Linked DNA regions of Homo sapiens: region 1 is linked to region 2. Evidence: chromatin contacts called from ENCODE Hi-C or POLR2A ChIA-PET data. All regions are on one chromosome and are shown on one strand. Each heading gives the region's core, a stretch centred on a gene start or an enhancer-like site at or near the end of the contact. The rest is flanking DNA. Distances are from core to core; before and after follow the strand shown.

The links. Hi-C counts contacts between places; a loop is a spot of excess contacts on that map. ChIA-PET counts read pairs that join two places held with the same protein, here RNA polymerase II (POLR2A). Pooled maps may share reads with other maps.
Region 1: a loop to region 2 is called in a pooled map, with 2.1 times the contacts of the local background. The contact joins two enhancer-like sites. A Hi-C loop is called at or near these places in 1 of 168 maps with a recorded cell type or tissue (heart right ventricle) and 1 of 50 pooled maps. POLR2A ChIA-PET finds 5 or more read pairs at or near these places in 6 of 52 experiments (A549, HEK293, MCF 10A and 3 more).

The regions. Positions count from the first base shown.
Region 1 is chr2:36,888,371-36,891,393 of GRCh38, forward strand. All of the region lies in intron 7 of STRN (striatin), which reads right to left. Among named protein-coding and RNA genes, the nearest start is that of STRN, 77 kb to the right of the region's middle. Within about 2 kb of position 1,526, at least 7 of the 41 ENCODE cell types and tissues checked have a DNase peak (open chromatin) inside an H3K27ac peak, as active enhancers do.
Region 2 is chr2:36,833,889-36,836,831 of GRCh38, forward strand. No RefSeq gene overlaps it. Among named protein-coding and RNA genes, the nearest start is that of STRN, 130 kb to the right of the region's middle. Within about 2 kb of position 1,348, at least 2 of the 41 ENCODE cell types and tissues checked have a DNase peak (open chromatin) inside an H3K27ac peak, as active enhancers do.

The DNA of each region.
Region 1 (3,023 bases), core at 276-2,775, 55 kb after region 2:
CTCACCACTGGTCTACATGGCTCAACATGATCTGGTCATTTCTTACTACATTCTCCCTAGAATCACTCTGCTCTAGCCACTCTGGCTCCCTTAAATTTCTCAGGCATGCCAGGGATGCTGCTACTATCTTAAGGCATTTGCACTGGCTTTCTTCTTCCTGAACACTTCTTCCCCAGATGGCCAATTCCCTCATCACGTCTTTTACTCAATTGTTATCTTCTCAATGGGGCTTATCATGGCCACTATATTTCATGGGTTTTTAATTTATATGTGTGTGTGTGTGTGTGTGTGTGTGTGTGTGCATTTATTTACTTATCCATTTATTTTTGAGGCAGAATCTCATTCTATCAAACCAGCTGGGGTGCACTGTCACAATCTCAACTCACTGCAGCCTTGACCTCCTGGGCTGAAGCGATCCTCCCACCTCTGCCCTGCAAGTAGCTGGGACAACAGGTGTGTACCACCATGCCCGGCTAATTTTTAAAAAATTTTTTGTAGAGATGAGGTCTCACTATGTTGCCCAGGCTGGTCTCAAACTCCTGGGCTCAAGCAATCTTCCCACCTCAGCCTCCCAAAGTGCTGGGATTACAGGCATGAGCCACTGCACCCAGCTAACCACTCTATTTTGAATTGTAACCTGCCTTCTCTACCCCACACTGACCCCAGCTCTCTCTATCTCCCTTACTCTGTACTTTTTCTACTTTCCATAGCATTTATCACCTTCTGACATACTATATCCTCTTAGTTGAATGTAAGCACCAGAAGAATAAGTATCTTCACCTAGAAAACCCAGCAAATAGAAAGCACTTGATCAATATTTGTTGAATGAATGATCCGAGTAAACCAAAGTGAATCATAATAAACAGAAATCTGTTTTTAATAATTTGAGTTTCAATCCAGTTTAGAAAACTGTTTCCTGGGCCTCTGAATATAATACTATTAAAAATCATTTTAAACAACATTTTTATATACTTAACTATAATCTATCAATAGGAGAAACATTCTTTATTTTCCCAGAAAGACATAACAATTAAAAATGTTAATTTTCATCAATCAGGTCTTAATAATAAATTAAACTAGATGGCTTTTGGGTCCCCAAATGTCTTCAGGTTTTTGAAGTTAAAATGTAGCCTTATAATCTTACTAGACTCATAAAAACAATAGCAATCATGGAAGATGTATGGTAAAATCTTTTTGCTTGCCAGAATCTAACCAGATTCTCAACCTAAGCATATTCTTCTTTTTTTTGGGGGGGGTGGGGGGGAGTAGAGTAGAAGACAGATGGAGAGAACCCTTAAAATCGTTTAAATGTTCACTCAATTAGACAAGATTTGCAACCTAGTTTTGTTAATTTGTTAAAAGTGAACCCTTTGAATCTGAATTATAAAATCCTAAAACATACAGGTCAAACTACTGGTAAAGAAACCTCCAGGAAACCGAAAGATTCCATTTACTCATGCTCACTAACAGAACTATCCAGCACACTACTAAAGAAGGAGACAACTCAGTTGTGAGAACAGTCAAGCATGTGACTCATATAATAGGCTAGGTAAAATGTACACACATGTATCATATAATACACTGAGCTATGACTCACACGTTAAAGTAAAGGAAGTTACACAAGGAACAGTGCAGCTGTCCTCGGAGAAAAACCAATCTCCGGTACCCTTGCAATATGATTCACAATTAAAATGACCAACTATATCTATGCAGATGTGTGATTCCTCAGAGAAAGACCTCAGTGTGGCACAGTAGATGCAGCTATGTTGGTGGACTTGCCTAAAATATGAGTAACTTGATACACAAGCTCAGTAGGGAATAAGACAGAATAAAGGCCTGTTTCACTTTAACATCTCCTTGGTTTCCAGACTTGTTTTCTTGAAAGAAAAGCCAGTCACTAGGTACCCACTGTATTCTTCAATGACTAAATAAGTATCTTTTATTTACTACAAAAAAAGGAAAAGAAGTGTCATTGGTACCATGACAGAGTCCCTGAAGGTAATGGCAAATTTACATGGTTTAAGCAAAAGTAAAGGCATATGAAAAATTTATTGTGTGCTATGGTTATAAAGTTACTATTGTCAATATTATCACTGCACCAGAAAACTTTTTTTTTTTTTTTTTTTTTTTTGAGACAGAGTCTCGCTCTGTCGCCCAGGCTGGAGTGCAATGGCGTCATCTTGGCTCACTGCAACCTCTGCCTCCCAGGTTCAAGTGATTCTCCTACCTCAGCCTCCCGAGTAGCTGGGATTTCAGGCACCCGCCCCAATGCCCAGCTAATTTTCATATTTTTAGTAGAGATGGGGTTTCACCAGGTTAGCCAGGCTAGTCTCAAACTCCTGACCTCAGGTGATCCACCCGCCTCGGCCTCCCAAAGTGCTGGGATTACAGGCGTGAGCCACTGCGCCTGGCCCAGAAAACTATTTTTTAATGATTCTTGGGCAAATGAACCTACCAATCATTCTAGAAAGTAATTTTCAACTGAACACTAAGGGCAAGAAGAAGTCAGCTGGACTTAGAAGTATAATCAGTTTCTTCCTCTCATAGGAAGCTCCAACATAAAAGCAAAATAATACACTACAGGTGACTATCCCTTACCCGAAATGCTTGGGACTAGAAGTATTTCGGATTTCAAATTATTTTGGATTTTGGAATATTTGTACTATACTGGTTCAGCACCCCCCAATCCAAAAATCCAAAATCCAAAATGCTCCAATGCGTATTTTCTTTAAATATCATGGCAGTGCTCAAAAAGTTTCAGAATTTGGAGCATTTCAGATTTCGAATTTCACATCAGGGATAGACAGACAGCCTTACTTAAGTAACTTACTTTAACACCTCAACAAGAAGAGTCATTAAAAGATTCAACAAATGGGACAGGCCTAGTGGCTCATACCTGTAATCCCAGCGCTTTGGGAGGCCAAGGCAGGCAGATCATTTGAGGCCAGCAGTTCAAGACCAGCCTGACCAACATGGTGAAACCCTGTCTCTACTAAAATACAAAAAATAGCCGGGCGTGGTGG
Region 2 (2,943 bases), core at 98-2,597:
GTGATGGTTAATATTGAGTGTCTAGTTGATTGGATTAAGGATGCAATATTGATCCTGGGTGTGTCTGAGAGGGTGTTGCCAAAGGAGATGAACATTTGAGTCAGTGGGCAGGGAAAGGCAGACCCACCCTTAATCAGGTGGGCACCATCTAATCAGCCACCAGCGAATATAAAACAGGCAGAAAAATGTGAAGTGACAAAATGGGCCTAGCTTCCCGGCCTACATCTTTCAACCATGCTGAATGCTTCCTGCCCTCAAACATCAGACTCCAAGTTTTGGAACTTGGACTGGCTTTCCTTGCTCCTGAGCTGGCAGATGGCCTATTGTGAGACCTTGTGAGTTTAAGAATTAATACTTAATAAACTCCCATATATATATAATATGTATACACACACACACACACACATATATATATATATCTTACTAGTTCTGTCCCTCTAAAAGAACCGTGACTAATACAGTATTCAACGAAGCAAGATGAGGAAAATAACTGCTTGGTTAAAGTGGACAGTCCCTAATTAGAGGTTAGTTGGCAGTTTCTGATTGGTTAAGTTTCATTTTACTGTGTACATTGTGCTTACATAAGAACCCAAGGTGCTGGAGGTGTCTCAGCCTAATGGCTCCCAATTAATTATTTTAACAGGGAAATTGCAAAATAGGAATGAAGGACTAAAGACAGTTGTGGCAGAGAGAATTTGTTGGCTGGAATTTGTTATTTCCTATAGAGGCAGAAAAGTGAGATACTTTTTCTCAACATCCCTTAAACGTAGAGGAGGCCAACATTCTGGCCAATGAGATATGTGGGAAGTCTGTTGGAGGGCCTCTGGGAAGATTTCCTTTGCTGTCTGTATACAGTCAGCTTGGGCTTCCATAACAAAATATGATAGACTGGGTGACTTAAATAAACAAATTTTATTTTTCAGTCTGAAGGCTAGAAGTCCAAGATCAAGATGCCACCATGGTTGAGTTCTGGTGAGGCTCTCTTTATGGCTTACAGATAGCTCCCTTCTTGCTGTGTCCTCATCTGGCAAGGGGAGGCCAGGGGAGGGGAGGGGAGGGGAGGCAGTTCTACATGACACAAAATGCATGAGAGGTAGTTCTACATGACAAAGAATTGTCCCACTTAAAATGCCAAAATGCTTAAGAAACACTGATGTGACTGGTTCTCTATCAAAATAATGACAGACTATCTGGAAATATGCGAGGAAAATACTAACATTATTGATATAAGACCCTGAAATGGAAATTTAAGTAGTCTAAAAGTATAGAAATTAAATTGTAACGGCAAAACCAAAGACGCAGACAAAGAATGGGGAAAGGGAAAGTAACAGCATCTTTAAGCATCACTTATTTTGGAGAGGCACAGGAAGTGAATGTATTCTAAAAATCACATTTTTTTGTTTCAGGTTGGTAGGGGGTTAGTGAAGATTAGAGTGATTCTGTTTTTTCATAGAGTAGCAGGAAGATATCTGATTATGAATGAAGATAATTTTGAAAGAGAAACGCACAGTAGAAATCCCACATTAACATGAGAAAGACAGGAAGTGAATAATGACTTCATCAATCCAGCAAAAACGAAAAGAAACAATGAAGTAAAATAATGAACATAATAAAACAAAACCAGTGAACACCCAATATATCCACTGAAAGAAACTACCAGCCAGTTTCTTTCCTGGAAGACCTAGAAATAGGCAGCTTACAGGAAACACACTTAAAATGAAGGAATAAAGAAAAGTTGAAAGTAGAGACCCTTAAATAAAACAGTAAGACTAATCTATGAATATGCATGCTAAAGCTCCAAATAAAAGACTAGCAACTGAAACAAGGACTTATATGAAAACAACAACATATATGACCAAATAGGGTTTATTTCAAGGAGGCAAGCATGTTTTAATGTCAACTTCATACACACAATTGGTTAGTCAACAGCTTAAAGAAGAGTAACTCATGATCACATCAAAAGATGCTAAGAAGGCATTTGATGAAATTCAGCAGCCATTCTTTAAACCTGGAAAAACAGGAAAGAACCTATTTAAATAAAATAGAGATTATTTACCAAATAACAAGTAAAATACTCTAAATAACTAAATACCAAAACCATTTCCACTAAAGTTAATAATAGACAGGGAGGCCTACTTTTACCATTATAACTCAACACCACATTGGAGTTTCTAGACAACAAAAATTTCAAAAAAAGAATCAGTCAAACATTGAAAAAGACAAGATCAAATTATTTTTGTGAATGTCCCAATTGTATTTCTAAACATCTCGAGACTCTAGTGAAAACCTGCTATAATTCATGAGATTTAGTAAGCATTTACAATGTTTGTTGTATATAAGCATACAAAAACAGATTTTCTCTGTGTATTTTAAAATGTATTTTCTTAAATTTTTTTTTTTTTTTTTAAGAGATGGGGTTTTGCTATTTTGCCCAGGCTGGTCTGGAACTCCTGGGCTCAAGCAATCCTCCTACCTCAGCCTCCCAATGTGCTGGGATTACAGGCATGAGCCATGCACCTGGCTCCTCTCTTTATTTGTAATAAGCTCTTATAAATGAAAATGGTCACAATAGTGACCAAAATAAGAACATATTAAAAATTTTTTAAAGGCAAAGAACTTAAACTCTCAAATCTTACTAAAGATATAAATAAGATCCAAACAGAAAATGATATGTTGTTCTCAGATGGGAAGACAGTATTGTGGGTCAAACTTCCCCAAATTAATATGTAAATTTAATGTAATTTTAACTCCTAATTGGATTAAATTATTACAAACTTCAAATGCTGAGGATAGCCAACAAAGGCAGTAAAAAGAACAGTGGGCAGGGGCTTGGGAAGCGGAAAAGCTCTCCTGACCATATTATAAGGCCACCAATAACTGAATCCATATGATATTGTCATATGAAAGGAGAATTGTAAGTGAAACAGCATGGCATATTGAGAA